Linked DNA regions of Homo sapiens: region 1 is linked to region 2. The links are chromatin loops, found by intact Hi-C in ENCODE. Cell type or tissue: heart left ventricle. All regions are shown on one strand.

Region 1 (8,000 bases), 73 kb before region 2:
AAGTGTGATGGTTAATTTTTCTGTGTCAATGTGGCTAGACCACCATACTCAGCTATTTTGTCAAGCACATCTGAATGTTGCTGTGAAGATATTTCTCAGATGAGATTAACATTTAAATCACTAGACTGAGTAGATCACATGAAAATATGGGTGGACCTCATCCAATCCTGTGAAAGCCTTAAGAGCAAACACACTGACATCCCCAAGGAAGAGGAATCTCAGCCTCCAGACGACCTTCAGAAACAAGACTGCAACATCGACTTTTCCTCAGTCTCCAGAATGCCAGCCCATCCTGTAGCTTTAGGACTTGCCAGTCTCCACTGTCCTGTGAGTCCATTCCTTAAAATAAATCCCCCCAACGCTGCTGTGAGTGCACGCATGCATGTGCACACACAAAGACACACAGACACACACACACACACACACTATTTGCTCTGGGGGGCTAATATGCCAGGTGAGGCCCAATCTAGACACAGCACAAGGTGGTCTTTCTTTCATTGTTTAATTTATTGCTGCCACAAGATCCTTAAAGCAACTCATTGAGTGTCCAGGATTAAATTAGCTCTTGGATGGTTGACTGCTGGTAACTAGGAGCTATCGGCCTTTAGGGTGACCAACATCCTGGTTTGCATGGGCTGAGGGATTTCTTGAGCTGTGGGAGCTTCTAGGGGTAAAACTGGGAAACCTAAATAAATCAGTCAACCCAACCACTTCAGCAATTTGGGCAACTGGGTTTTTTCCATTCAAATGCCTAAAATTTTTGAGACTGCACCTCTGGTGTACTTACTAAGAAACTGTTGTGCCTAACGTCTCCAGATCTTGGTTGTTGATGCAACAAGCACACAACCCCTGTCACAGACATGCCATTTTAAGGCCCTGGTGTTGCATCCAAGAACCACTCAGAGCCTTACATAAACATATCTTCTAATGTCCCCAAAGCACTTTAATGATGAGTGTGCCTCTTGCCAGCAAGCACATTTACATGCTGGCTGTGGAGTATTCTTAGGATTCTCACTGCTGGCTGCCACAAGCCACGGCCGACCCTGCTTAGGTTCTTTTCTGTGCTTGGGAGCCACAGCTGTGTATCTCTGAACCCTTCTTTCTCAAATGCTAGTGCTCTGTGACTTCCAGTTTTCTGGCAAATTCACCGTTGCCCGGCATGAGCCCTCCAAGTGCCCTTCTTGTGGTTAGCTCCAAAGCTGAATGTCTGTGTGCAAGCCCCTTAATAGAATCTAGACAAGATCAGGCCTCTCCCTCTGCCAAACCCCTTTCTGTGTGGACACAGTTTCTTGACGGCCCAATCTGTAAGACTGGACAATGGAGAAAGTCAGCGTTTAAGAGGTTAATGCCCCTCGCCCGATTGCCCCACTTCTCTCCTTCCTGGGTGGTGTGAGTTGGGGCCTCTCAGAGACTGAAGTCTAGAGGGCCCTCAGGCATTCAGGCCCTCCGAGCCCAAACAGTTCCACATGGCATGTGGGTTTTGATGTGAGAAGCTGCACATAGGAGATGAGTGTGTTGCTATTTATCAGACACTAAACTCCTTGCTCAGAAAAGCCAAGCCCCTGCACTCTCGCCCCATTAGAGTTGCTGACCATGAAACATACTCATCCGCGGAGCCACAGATAACTGCGGGTGGAAGTTGAGACCCTCGATGACCTCTGTGGCAGGTACTGTGTCAGGCACTCCACTCTGGGCAGTAGATAACACCACCACCATTTTACCAATGAGGAAATGGACTCAGATTAAGTGGTATGTTTGGTGTCACAGTAAGCAAGCAGTGAAGCTAGGCTTTGATCCCAAGTTTCTCTGACTCACTCCAAAGACCAGAGTCCTTCCTCTGATGCTTCACAGCTTAACAACATGCAGATACATGACATGTTCCAATCTCAACTTCATCCTCTGTGGACTCAGAATTAGGATGGCGTGATAGATTGTTAAATATGACCACAGATTCCTCCCATCCCCGTGTGCATGTCCTGTGCACGGCAAGTTTGCTGTTTCTGCCACCATGAAGTGGAGGCTTACTTCACTCCTTCAAACTGGGCTTGGCCAGGGAGCTAGTTTTGGTGAACGTGATGTTAGCAAATGTGATGGGACATGAGGCTTGCCAGGTGCTTGTGCATTGGGACTTGCCTTCTCTTGCTGCTGCAGACCCTTCCTCCCCCACAGAGCAGCTAGAGGCATAAAGCGTAGGCAGCAGCTAGCACCAACTGCCAGGAGGGCAGATGATGCCATCTTAGACCAGCCAGCCCCCAGCTGATCCTCCAGCTGACTAGAGCTGCATGAATGATTCAGGAGAGACTAGGAGAAGAACTGCTCAGCTCAACCCAACTTAATTATGTATAGATTTGTGAGCTGATAAATCACTGGGCTGGCTTGTTATACAGCAATAACTGGTATGGAGGGTAACACCCTCCCTTGGGCATAGGAACTGCAGAGGTGCATGTGTGCGCACACACACACACACACACACACCATCCCATGTTGATTTAGCTACTTGGTTGATTTCACTACTTGGGAGAAGGCCGACCACTAAACGCTCAGAGAGTGCCCCACCTGGATGGCTGTGCCTTTGTTTCCTATCTTTCTGTCACTTCCCATTACTTTCTTGTTTCAGACTCTTTGTGCCAAAGTCCCTGTGTTGGCGGGGGGTTGGGGAGGGGGCTGGTGATCGAGGGGGTGGCACTCAGCATTTCGCTGGGACTCATTGCCCCTCTATAGGATAATGGGATAATGGATTAGTTCTCTCGCTCATTGTTGGGCCTTGCACATTCTAGAGCCTCAGACCTTGCAAGAATTCACTGTTTTTCCTTCTTTCCGTTAAGCTCTGGGTTCAGCGGTTTTTGCTGGGTTTTGGGGAGGAGAGGATAGTGGGAGTGACAGGAAGATAGACTCTGATTTCCCCATGAACGAGGATGAGATGAGCTAGAAAATGATGAAGAACTTCCACTCCAGGGTAGAGTTGATTTGTCTATAAGAATAAAGATTAATTTCTCCCATACTCATTCTGCCCTCTGCTCATCTAGTTTTTTTTTTTTTTTTTTTTTTTTGAGACGGAGTCTCCCTCTGTCGCCCAGGCTGGAGTGCAGTGGCGTGATCTCTGCTCCCTGCAAGCTCCGCCTCCCAGGTTCACGCGATTCTCCTGCCTCAGCCTCCTGCATAGCTGGGACTACAGGTGCCCGCCACCACGCCACCACACCTGATTAATTTTTAATAGAGACAAGGTTTCACCGTGTTAGCCAGGATGCTCTCGATCTCCTGACCTCGTGATCTGCCCGCCTTGGCCTCCCACAGTGCTGGGATTACAGGCATGAGCCACCGCCCCCGGCCTGCTCATCTAGTTTTTAAGAGAAGTTTGTATTCCCCTTATCCTTATGAATGTAACATAGGCCTTATTTCTTATGAATAAAACCCTTGTCTAATTAAGTTTTCTGTCTGGTAAAAACAATGCCAAAGGTATAAATGTCCCTTCCCTCCCAATAATAGACCTGTTGATTGAGTAGGTTTATTGTTGTTATTATTATGTGATGTTAATGCACCTAAGCAGTGTCTTAGATTGTCCAAAGAAAGCATCAACGTATCTCAGATTATCCATGTTTCGTACTTTTTTAAAAAAGAAAGTAAGACGTGGTTTGATATTTTTGCTGAAATCACCCAGCAACCATCTACAACAAGGGATGGTGAACTTTCTATAAAGGGAAAGACAGTAAATATTTTAGGCCTGGCTTTCATGTGGTTACTAACCGAACTACTACACTGCTGTCGTAGCATGAGGGCAGCTGTAGGCAGCAGTAAATGAATGAGCATGGCTGTGTTTCAATAAAACTTTATTCACAAACACTGGCAGTTGGATTGGCTTTGGCCCAGCAGTTTGTAGTTTGCCAACCCCCATCTAGATGTGGAGATTCTGAGCTATGGGCATACAGTCTTTGGGGTTGTAAGTCAGTCTTCCCAAGATGAGCTTTTATGTACACTGGGAAGCTGGTGTTGTAAGGGGCCTCAGATAAGCCTAGACTGGTATGAAATCTAGTCCCACCCTCTCATTTTACAGATGAAGCAATAGAAGCTCAGAGAAGTGAAGCAAATCACCCAGAATGAGGCAACAGAACTCATGCTCCTGACACTGAGCCAGGGCACAGCAGTTGCTACATACTTTCTTTGAGTACTTCCAGTATGTTTCCAAGAGCTTTAACAATAATAACACCTAACATACAGATGTTTGCCAGTTTATCATTTAGAATGGTGAGAAAATATATCTTGTTTTATATATGAACAAATTGAAGCTCATAGACTTTCAGTGACCTGCCAGTGGATTCAGCTAGTCATGGATCTAGACACAGACCCATGCCTTTGGACTCTAAGGCTGGCACTATTGTGCTGTAGAAACACGTTCTATAGATAATGCCTCAGCTGCAGAACAGAAGAAGTAGAGAGAAACTGGTAACTTGCCATTGACTCGGTAGCTTTGGTTCTGAATGTATTTCTGGGTAGAGCAATAGAGGGGATCCCTCTTGGTTCCGTCTTTGAAGATTTGATGCTGTGAATTTGGACCTGGCCTGGCAGCAGATCTTAAAGTGACCCCTGCTCTTGAAGTTAAGGATCTCTAGTACTTCCTGGTGCTGCCCCATTAAATGCAAGAATCTGGCATCTACGTAAAACTTTTTTTTTTTTTTTGCATACGTTTTCAGGGATTAGAGAATGCAAGGCACTTGCTGAATAGTGGTCATTAGGTATGGAATAATTCAGGTAGACAAGCTCAGCTTTAGAGATGCTCCCTGCAGCTTTTTTCCTCCCGGGGGAGAGAGGTGGAGAGTAACTGTGTCTTGGTGGTCAGGTACACCTAGCACAGTACAGGGTGCACAGACAGCAGGACACTGCCTGGTTTATATCAGTCCCACCCCTTCCACCCTCTCAGTGACACTCAGTGACACTCTGCCAGGGCAATGGTGCCTGGCGACCTCTTCCCACTCACATTCCTGAGCACTGCTGAACCCAGCCCAGCTAAGCAAAGCCTGCCAAGCAACTCGGCACACAGAGTGCAGTGAACTGCCTAGAAGAATGCAGGGACTGAGGCCAAGGTCTGCTTGGCTTTGTTATCATTTATTTTGGTGTATTTATTTAATTGTATTTGCAATTTCTTCTTCATTTTCCTTCTTTGCTCTTGGATGGCACGTGACAAGGACTTCCTGGCATCACATCTAATTATACTATTTTTAAATTTTCCCTTCACGCCCCATCACTGGCAAATGTTTTTCAAAAAACTTGATGAGATTAAAACTAAATTGACCAGATGGCTTCTTTGCACCTAATTAACACAGTCCACTGGTGCCAGATTTCCAGGGCACAGGGACCCATTATCCTCATGCTTACTTCCTTGAGCTGCACCACTCTGTTCTGCCTTGTATATTTATCAACTCTGGAAATGGATTTAAGGAAATGCACAGGTGTTACTGAGCTAAGAGGAGTCTTGGGGCTTTAGGGTTTGGCAGAGAAATGCAGCAAAATGTGCTGGGAAGAGTCCCTAAGTTGCATGAAGGATCATCTTTTCATCTTCCAATTCTGCTTCCTAAAGCCCAGCTAACAAGGAGAGTAAATGGTCTAGAACTAGAAAGCTAGACCTGGGTTTCATGTTCTGTCCCTGTTGTGTTCATTGTCCAAATTTGTTAGAGGGTATGAGAATTTTCTGGTTAACACTTAGATTCATGCATCCATCCCATATTTTCTAAGTTCCTCTAACATACCAGACACTGAAATAACAGCTGGGGATATCATTACAAATAAGACAGGCAGTCTTTGCCATATCAGAACACATAGTCTATTTGGGGGAAAATATTAAAAAAGGTAGTTCAGGTGTTGTTGCAACCACTTCTTTTCCTTCAAATGGTAGTATTCCATAAACTATAAGGCAATTAAGAGATTTGGAGTATGTCTCTGCAATATCTTCTCCGGGGCCTACAGGGTCATAAGCCTCTCTATTGTTGACAGCCGTGAATGGCCCAGCATCCAAACCTGCCTATGGAGCTGCAGCCCACTTCTCCACTGGATCCAAGAAAGGAATACAGAGGAGCACTCCTTTCCCCACGCAACACAATGGGTTGTGGTACATACGTGACGTTCCTTATGGAAGAGTTGTGGTGATCTCAGAAGGAAACATTCCAACTCAAAAGGACAAAGCCTGAAACTGTACTTAGAACTTCCTATTTTATTACACAAAGGAAAGAGACTTTATCTTGGGCCTTCACAAGGAAGACATCCTTCTCCGACCTGGCTGTCAGGTTCACTTTTATATTCATGTGTATTTCTTCTTTAAGCCTCTCAATCTGCCACCTCTCAAATGTTTTCTCTGGAAAAATACATTTCCTCCACTGGCTGAGGCTCTAGGTTCTTCCTTTCAATCTTCAGTCTCAATTAGCATTAACTAGATGAGCACAGATGTTCACTGACTCTAAGTTTCTCAGGCTACACAGCCCATGAGTGAGTGTGTAAGTAGATCCTGTACCTACCAGTGAAATTGTGACCTGCTGGTTCCCGACTTAAGTGGTATGTTAGCTAAAGATATCACTCTAAGATAAACATAAGCTTTTCTTAGTGTCCAGATAGTTAAATCCCATGATGGAAAAATAATATTTCTGTATTAGCAGGCCTTTCTGGCTTAGTCCCTTGGGAATGATAGGACCTCATTAGTGGGTGAAAGGGCCCCAGGCTCTTTCCTGTTCTGATCAAGCCTGGAAGAATCACACCACAGTAACTTCAGTTTTTAATGGTTATTCTATTTATAATTTGGGAAATAATTACAGTTCTGATTAAATTATGTTGTTTTTAGTTTCCCTCAAATGGGAGGAGGAAGACTGCAAATTTGTCTCACTTCAACAATTTGTACAAATTATTTACTTACCGTTGTTATAATTAACCCAGAGGAAAAAATACAGGGTTCCATGATGTGCACAGCTGGGGACATCAGACATGATCTGGCAAGAAAGGGAGAAGGTTCCTTAAAGAGTTGAGATATAAAAAGTAACTAAGCGTCTTCCACTTCCAGTCAAGATGGAGTAATGGGGATTGGATTTACCCTCACACTTGACCCAACTACAGCACTGGACAAAATGTATGAAACAATGACACTCAGGACATTGACCATCAAGTGACAAAGGAAAAGTAGGAGGGGAGCCCTGTGATTACTCCAGCTTGCAACCTGCAAAAAATATTCAGGTCACAGTGCAGGTAAGAATCAGATGTTTCCTTGAGTTGGGAAGACAAAATTAGGAGTCCAGGGAAGCCAAGGCAGCTAGAATTTCCACAGAACAACCACCATAAATGAGAGATCCAGGCAGAGAGAATTCCAGAGATATTCAGGAGATTCCTGTCAAGTACTCCGTTGAGCGTGAATCAGGCCATGCATGTGAGAAATTATCCAAGGCTGGGGAAAGAATCACCTTGAGAGGATTAGAGGAAACAGTAACCGAATGTTACAGACAGTCTGTTTCCAAAAGCCACAGTTGAAAACCCGATTTAAGGGGCATCAGCTACAATTCTAAGAAGTGTCTTACCTCAATAGTGGGAAAAATTATCCCTAGGCTAAATGCAGCTCTGGTCCCAGCTAACGAAGTTTAAAGCAAGTCCTGAAAAGACCAACTGTTTTTGAGTAACCTAGCCACATTCTAGAATCAAACTTAAAAATTGCTCAATTTTTCCCCAAATCTGATTAAAACTGCAAAGCCACAGGCCTAAGAAGTTCAACAAATCCTAAGCACAAGTAACACAAAGAAAACCACATAAAAATGGTTAAATGTTAAAGTGTTTAAATTTTTTAAAACCAATTATGAAGAGAAAAATTTTAAAAGTAACCACTGGAGAAAGACATATTACATACAGAGGAACAGGGTAAGGATGACAGATTTCTCTCTGGAAACAATGCAAGTCAGAAGACAGTTGAAAAGCCTCTTTAAAGTACTGAAAGGAAAAAAAAGCCCCCCTAGAATTCTTTACGTAGCAAAAATATC
Region 2 (8,000 bases):
GTTCACGGGCAAGATGGTAGCTTCTTTTTTGTAAGCCTGTCTTTCCGGGTCTTGCCCTCCCGGAAACACTAAGCAGTTCAAATACCCATTGTCAATTTCAGCATGCCATCCCTTGGAATGAATGGGTTTAAGGGCAACTACAGTTTGTTCCTGAAACTGCAGTATCACTAATGGCTAAGAGCACTTGACATTAGTCAGACCTGGATTTGTCCTGGCTCCCCCACTTATATGGCCATGCAGACTTGAAGAAGTTACCTGTTCTCCTATCAACTTAATTTCCTCAACTGTACAGACTAAATGTAATAATATGTGTGAAGCATTCAATTAACATCAGCTATTATCATGACTGGTTGTGAAATAATTGATGCATATCATAAGTCATGAGCTGCAGGTCCAGGGGCCACATCTGCCATTCCCCAGATGGGTTTAATTTGGCCTGTACCGTGTTTTAAATAACGTTGAGTTTGTTGCCAACATTTTAAAATTGGGAAATTTCACATAAAAATCTGAATTTGGGGCTTATATTGAAAAATCATTAGCTCTGACAAACCTGGCACCAATTTCTTGCGTGGTAACAGTGGGTTAGCACTGGGGCTGAGCAGGGCTGGAAACTTTCCATGGCATCTGCACCTCCAGTTCACCATCGCCCAGTCCTCTCTTTGTGATACCTTCTCTCTGTGGACATATGTCCTTGGGTCCCACATCTATAGGGTCCCGTATGACTCTAGAATTCTAGCTATTTCGGCTCACTGGTATGTAGTAACGGCTTCTGGAACTCAACAAGAAAATGCAAGGATTATCTTGCCAACAATGCTTCTACTGCTTAAATGAAAGAAATCTGGTAGTTCTTCTCTGAGATCCAACAGAGCCGGTGCATTTATTGCTCTCAGTGGTATGTCTGGGGACCAGAACCCGCTGGCTCTAGAAAGTGCCCCTCGCCCATCCCTGCCCATGGGTTGCATCAGCAGCGTGTCTTCTTTGTTCTCTCCCTGAAGGGTAGGATGCTCATGACCTTGGCCTTGCAGTTTGGGTGGGTGCACCTCCTGTCCTGGTGCTGACATCTGGATGATTTATGAACATCATTACCCTTTCACTGGACTCTTACTCTTCGGAGTCTTCAGAGCTGCCTGGGCCTAGCGCCCAAGAAGTTTGCTCCTTGCATCAATGGCGATGCTAGACATATTCTACTGGCTGTGGCCCAAAGGTACTCCTGGTGCCTGTGTGGGAAGGGCCACGATGGGAAGAATGCTCCTTGCTCGCTCTCATTCTCCCAGCTTTTTATTTTTTATAGGCTGGAGGTGGAACTGTAAGAGCAGAGAGGAGGAGAAGGCTCACCATGAAGACAAAAGAAGTCCTGAGCCTTGGATTTTCTTCCTCTAGGGCTTTGTGGACCCACAGATTGGTAGAAGTTCTGTGAGGGCTGACTTCTCCCCATCTGTCCCAGATGGATCCCTTAAGGTGGGTGAGCCCTGGGGAGGTACTGGGTCTGCTTGTGGAGAGAATTCTCAGGGGTCAGGCCTGAAAGAGCTCATGCGGCTGTTCCTGCGGGTGGGTCAGTTTCTCTGGTGCATAATGAATAATGCTGCATGGGTTCTGGACTGTCCCCGTCCCCGGTGGAGGGTTTCAGTATTCTTGCAGGCTCTTGGTTGTGTGGATAGTGAGAAACAGTGGGTCTGCTCTTGGGAAATGTGCTCTAATGACTCTTTACCTACATGTCGAATTCTCTAACCTTGGGGACAGATGCACCATGAATTTGGTTTTGTAGGTTTGTGTATGAAGGTGGATAACAGACTTGTTAAAAGAGCTTTGAAATTCCTGCCATAACCTCTAAATAGTGGGAGTAGAGCAACCAAATTCTCTGAAGAGATGAGGAAAATACCCCTTTGGGCAGAGTCAAGCTTGCTATTCTTTAAATTCCTTCAGCTGGCTCAATAGGAGAGGAAGGGACAGCCAGAAGTCATAGGTCGTTTTCTGGAGGTTTGATAGCCTGAAGGTAATCCTCTCGTGTGTTCCCTCACCTAAAGATGAAGAATTTTCGTGTACTAGAAGTTGGGTTTACTAATCCTGTAGCTCTGGAAATGAATGGCCTTGCCTTCTCTAACTGTCCAGCTACCTGGCATCATGTAGACAGGCCCTTCAGGTGACTGAGGGTTCTGGAACTCAGTTGCTAGAGGCACACACGAAGAGCCTGCTCAGAACCTCCTGTGTTTCCCACAGCCTCAAGAGACGGGCAAGGCAAGAGCCCTAGAGCCTGTCTAACCCATGTCTCTGCAGGGCACAGGTTCTGTCACACTGAGTGTGGGTAGTTTTCCACCACAAACTCTGCGCCAGAATCACTGGAAGCTTCATGAATAGAGATTCTTAGGTGCCACCAGTGCACCGAGTCAGCACTCTGGAACTGAGCCGGAGATTGCACTTTTAACAAGCACCCCAGGTGCCTCTGAGCTGAAGAACCGCCAGTCTCACGTGTGGACTTTAAAATCTCATGCAGAGAATGTTTCTCATTGCTCAATTTAAAACCCTTTTTAATGGTGTCTCTGCTTAGAGTGGAGACATTCCAGGAAGAGAAAACTAAGCACAGGGAAGCTAAATACTGAGCCCTGGAGGGGTCAGGATATGGGCCTCATCATCATCTGGTGCTGTTTCACACTGCGCTCGGGTCAGGTGCGTGAGAGCCCCATTAGCTGGGATGCCCGCTGTGCAGGAGCGTCTATAATCTCTTCTGGATGTCCCAGCTAAGCCTGAATTGTTTTCTTAAAGGCTTGACCCAAATGCACCCTGATTCCAGGTGGAACACATTTTCACGTAAACCATCAAATGCTGGCTCTGAAGGGAATTTAGAGATCTATTCCAGAGCCCTTGTGTGTGTGTGTGTATATATATATATATATATGGAATTATAGGTTAGAAACAGACAAAAAAAGTGCCATGATGATAAATTCCTGAATGTACATTCAAGGAGCTTCGTGGAGAGAGGAACTTGGGAGAACAAGCAACTACCAGATTCAGCCAATGACTGGGCAGCAATGGCCTCTAGTTCCCTGAGAATCCCTTCAAGGTGGGGGCTGCACTCCAGGCAGGGACTCTGCAGCTCCACGTCCTCACTGGGCTTCTCCTGCCTATGGCCCAGCTCGCCCAGCCCCACCCTGCCTGGGCAGGAAACTTCCAGGCTCTTCCACCAAGAAATGCAGGCACCCTAACTTGCATGGGGTAGGATTTATTCTGTAAATACTGAGTGCCGATTCTGTGCGATTAACAGGAGAGATGGGAGCCACTCTTGCAGAGCTTACTATCTTATTCTAAACTTATTAAATTCTGTTTATGTGTTTTTAATTGTATAGTTTCTGCCTGTAGAGAAAATGTTGGTGCTTTGGGAGTTGGGGTGGGGGTGGTAAGGAAGCCTTTTCTGAAAGGGTCACAACTGAAGTGAGATTTGAGTGACAAAGGGAGCTGTTGAGAGATAAGGCGCCGGGGACAGCAACTGCAAAGGCCCTGAGCAAACTTGGTTCTGTTCCAGAAAGGCAAAATGCAGCAGTGAGGGTGGGGAAGGCCCTGACCATGGAGGGCCTTGCAGGTTGTGGAAGGGGTTTTAAACTATGAGGGGACCTGATCTGACTGACATTTCTAAAAGTTCCTTCTGGCTGTTTTGAAGAGAATAGATAGGGTGAGGTAAGGACAGGAGCAGGAACAGCATTTAGGAGGCTCTTGCACCTGCAGGCAGAGCTGGCAAGGTCTGAAGCCTGAGGGTAGGAGAGGACGTGCAGAGGTCAGGTGAGAGCAGGACATGTTTAGGGGAAACAGCAGAAAGGGTTTGAGGACAGAGGTCTTCTTACATGAAAACCCTGGCGAGAGTATGACATACATATGGGAAGACTGTAATTTTCTAGTCACTTCAGCATAAGCTTCGGAAGGGCAGGTGCCATGCCTACTGAATGCAGCATTGCATACTGTTGGTGAGTCACCTCTTCCTCTGAAACTGCAGTTTCCTACACTCACCCAGGCACCCCTTCTCCAGGCTCAGGACACCTCAGAGGACTGGTGCATGGGCTGCAGCCAGCCTGACCCAGCTCTATAAAGAAGCTCACCCTTTACAGATGCCCCAGAGAGGCCCCCATCCTGCCCTGCAGCCAGCTTCCTGGGCAAGTGGGATCAGGTCAGTACATGCGCCTGTCCTTCCCTGAGCGTAAAAGGGGAGTGTGGAGGGAGATGGTATTTGAAACTTGGCAGTGGGGACCCACACAGACATCAAGAACAATCCCTTTGGCTTTCCATTTGCCAAGTTGTTTCAGGGTCCAGGGTTTGTGACTCATCCTGAATGGAAACACTTGTACAGCACCACGTGGCTCCTTTCCGCCCCTGGCCGGGCGGCAGTGACCCAACCAGCTCTGCACTTTCTTTCTTCCCTTTTAATGTATCCATAGGCACTCGGGGTCTCCCTCCTCCAGGGTTTCCTGAAACAGGATGCATTCAGCCCTTGTAGAGTTGCTGGGGAAGTGGAAGGAAAACAGAGGTGACTCTTGAAGCCCCAGGAGCTGACCTTAGATCTTGACACTCCTGGTGTGTGCAAAGGTCTGAGGAGACGGCCAGATTGAGGTAAAGCAGTAAAAATCCGTGCTTGTCAGGAAAGTAGCAAGAGCCGAGTTCTACACTAACCATTGGCTGGCCTGGGGCAGCCTGCAGCTGCACAACTGCCTCGTACAATGGCATGGACAAGCAGTGTCGGTGACGTAGCAGGCCGCTGGGGACCTGGGAGACATCCTGCTGCTGCAGGAGTCCTGTGCAGAGCAGAGGAGAGAGCAGTTTGGCAAGTGCAGGGGTCCCACTCTTCTTTTGGTTGGTGGCAGGGAGCAGGTGGGGCCTAACCTGGGTGGACAGTGTCTACCTCCCTTCTGTGCATTTTGCATTGGCCTTAATTGGTTCTCCCGGGATAGTCACGAAAGCCCGACCTTTGTTCCAGGTAAAGTGCTGCATGTTTCATGTGTACAGCTCATTTAATCTTCACAGGACCTTATGAAGTAGTTATTATATCTATTATCATCACAGAAAAGAACACTGAGCCTCAGAGAGGTCAAGCAATTGGCCCAAGATCACACAGCCTGCAAGAAACAGAGATGGGACTCAGACCCTGGTCTATTTGGCTCCCATGTGCCTTACTACTATGTTATACCCACCCCTCCAGGTAAGATTGGGAACCAGCTGTGGAAAGACTTTAATAACGGGATGGAGGGACTGCCAAGCTCTCCCTCTGGCAGGATTGATTTTGCAGAGACTGTGAGCTTAATGAGAGCAAAACTCAGGTCTTATACTCCTTCATGTGCCCTGCAGACTCCAGAAGTGCTAGGATGTAAGAGGCAGACAAAAGAGTGATGTTACTGCTGTGAACTTTCATTAGGATGTGTAGAGTTCTGTTATATGTTTGGAAAAAAATCCATAATCTCAAGAGGCTATATAATGCTCAGAACAGCTTTAGAAATTCTCTTTGGAAATTGCTTTCTGAGCCCCAGGCACATAAATAATATTTTTATATATATCCTCAATCAAGGCAAGCCTTAGTCCTTCGAGGGTAGCTTGGAATTCCATAGGAATCTGAAGGTAACTCAGAGCCAAACTTGGTGAAGGGGGTGAAGTGTCAATTTCAGATTTGCAGTTTTGTTCAAAAACATGTTGATAAAGCAGCAGGCTGATGGTCATGAGCAGCTCACTAGCTGATTCAGAAGACATTTCTCTGCTGCAGCCAGCCCTGCTTCTGTGACTTCACTCACACTTTCCATCCGAGTGGAATAGCTCACCCTTGCCTCTTTCACACTCAGTCCCGTCCATCCTACACTCCACCCTTTCCCCAAATTCCTGTTCATTGTTCCACGTCCTCCCCAAGGGTTAGTGAATGGCCTCATAGCTGAAAGTGCTTTACTTGAAGCGAGTCCTGATTCTCCCAATCCGAAGGCCCTGCTCTCACCCTGCTTTTCACCCGCGCTGCTCCCTGGGCTCTTCAGAGGCGATTTCTCCTGCCTTGCTGTTTGTCTGTGCTCTCCACTGGACCATGAGCTCGCTGAGAACAGCGTCTGAGATACTGTAGTCCCAGGATCTGCAGCCTTTGCTGAATTGACGTGGATAAATGTACTATTTTGAGTACATTTGCAGGAAAGGGTGAGGTTTGTCCTGGAGAGGGAATAGGGCCAGAGACACACAGTGTCCCACCATTCAGGAATTCGATGCCTACAGCAGGTGTCCTGTGGCTCACCGTCCTACACATGGCTCACCCAGAGTTTGGTAGCTTGATTTTGGAGGCATACCTAGAATGTCTAGAATTCTCAATTACTCAGAAGGTAGGATTTGGAAAAAACAGAGAGTGGAGCATCAGAAAAGTGAGAAGAGAAGAGACTCAGGACCCCAAACCCATGCACCTCAGCTGACAAAACCAACGGACTCTCACTAACCTAAATTCTAAACCCTCAATAAAGAGAAGCAGCAAAGGTCTGCAGCTTTCTCACCTGCTGGGTTGGTCAATGTGGTGCTGGTGTGGATGCAGCCAAGCGTTTCAGCTATGAGGCCATTCACTCACACTTCACCCTTATTTCACTCTGCTTGTTATGGTCTGAACTGTGTCCCCTCAAAATGTGTATGTTGAAGCCCTAACTCCCAATGTGACCCTTAAAGAGGTAATGAAGGTTAAATTAGAACCTTAAAGAGGTAATGAAGGTTCAATTGGGGCCCATGGGTGTGGTCCTAATGCAATATGACTGCCATCCTTATTAGAAAAAGAGACATCAGTAATGCCAGTGGACAAGCCCAGGCAGAGGGCAGCTGTCTGCAAGCCAGAGAAAGAGGCCCCCAAGAAACCAACCCTGCTGGCAGACTTCCAGACTCCAGAATTGTGACAGAAGAAATTTCTGTTGTTTTAGCTACGTGGCCTGTGATTTTGTTTTGGCAACCCCAGCAGACATCGCTGCTTTCATTTTCTTCTCCATCCTTTTCTTTTTCCTATTGTTTTATTCCCACCTGCTCAATCTCTATCTTTTATTATTTATTTCTTTGTAGAAACAACAACAACAAGAGTATAAACTGATTTGGAGACTGTGGTTTAGAATTCTACCAGATAGATAAAAATCAGCAAACTGGACATGTGGGTTTCTGTAGTTACAAATCTTCCATCTAAAATCTTATTTCCCAGGCATGAGTTCCATTAGGAATTTTTTTTTCTATGCATATAAACATACACATATGCTCACAATTGCATGCAATTTTCATCAGTCTGATGGGTACACCCTTCCTGATACAATTCTGGGCTTTCACTCAGTTCTAATGTGACTGGAAACTAAATGATTAAGAAATATGAATGAATTCAGCCCTCCCTAACTCAAGCTGGGGGCATATTTTCCACTCTGTCTCTTGTGCCCTCTGCCCAGGAATTTCAAGTCCCAAGAAATGGCCTCCAGAAGGAAATCCTTTGCCATCCCCCTAACTTGAGTATTCAGTGATTTCTGGAATAGAACTTGCCTGTTACAGAAATGGGAAAAATATGAAGACACATGCAATAAAAATAAAAACTAAATTTAGAATGAAGAGGAGACACAACCTAGGTAAAATTTAATTTTCATTTTGGCTCATAGGTAATTTTATCCTGAAGTGTACTAGGGATAATGATGGCATGCTGTTTCACTAGAGTAACTGAGTGAAAACATAATAATGATGAAAATAATGAACATAATTTTTTAAAAATTCACCTTGTAGCTTTGTTATCTATAGATGATGTCATTAAAAGTTCTGAGAAATAAATATTACTAATTCAAGTTTACAGATGAGAAAAAGGAAGATCAGAGGAGATAAGGGATTTGCCCAATGCTAATCAATGAGTAAGGGAAATGACCAGCGTTGGACCTCCGAATCCGAGTGTAATACATCTTTCTCTGCAGAACTTTGACTCCTTTTTCTTTCTCATTCTCTATTCTTTGCCTTCTGGGATGCCAATTGCATGTTTGTTAGACCTTCTCTCTGTGTTT

The links. A loop is a pair of places that touch in the nucleus more often than their neighbours do. Peaks named below come from ENCODE experiments on the same cell type or tissue, not always from the same donor. Only the 100,000 strongest peaks of a DNase experiment are listed, where the experiment ranks them.
Region 1: it touches region 2 in a loop (2.3-fold over the local background); 5 of 110 quality-filtered maps call a loop at or near these places.

What each region holds. Positions count from the first base shown.
Region 1 is chr11:130,649,064-130,657,063 of GRCh38, forward strand. No RefSeq gene overlaps it. Among named protein-coding and RNA genes, the nearest start is that of MIR8052, 14 kb to the right of the region's middle. In heart left ventricle, no CTCF peak of the experiment used is centred here; a DNase peak (open chromatin) is centred at 4,978; H3K27ac peaks cover 4,165 bases.
Region 2 is chr11:130,722,128-130,730,127 of GRCh38, forward strand. LOC105369575 (a long non-coding RNA gene) reads left to right here and starts at 1,292. Exons shown (of 4, transcript XR_007062954.1): 1 at 1,292-1,458; 2 at 4,016-4,153; 3 at 4,422-5,179; 4 at 7,407-8,000. In heart left ventricle, no CTCF peak of the experiment used is centred here; DNase peaks (open chromatin) are centred at 4,114, 4,364 and 4,734; H3K27ac peaks cover 1,255 bases.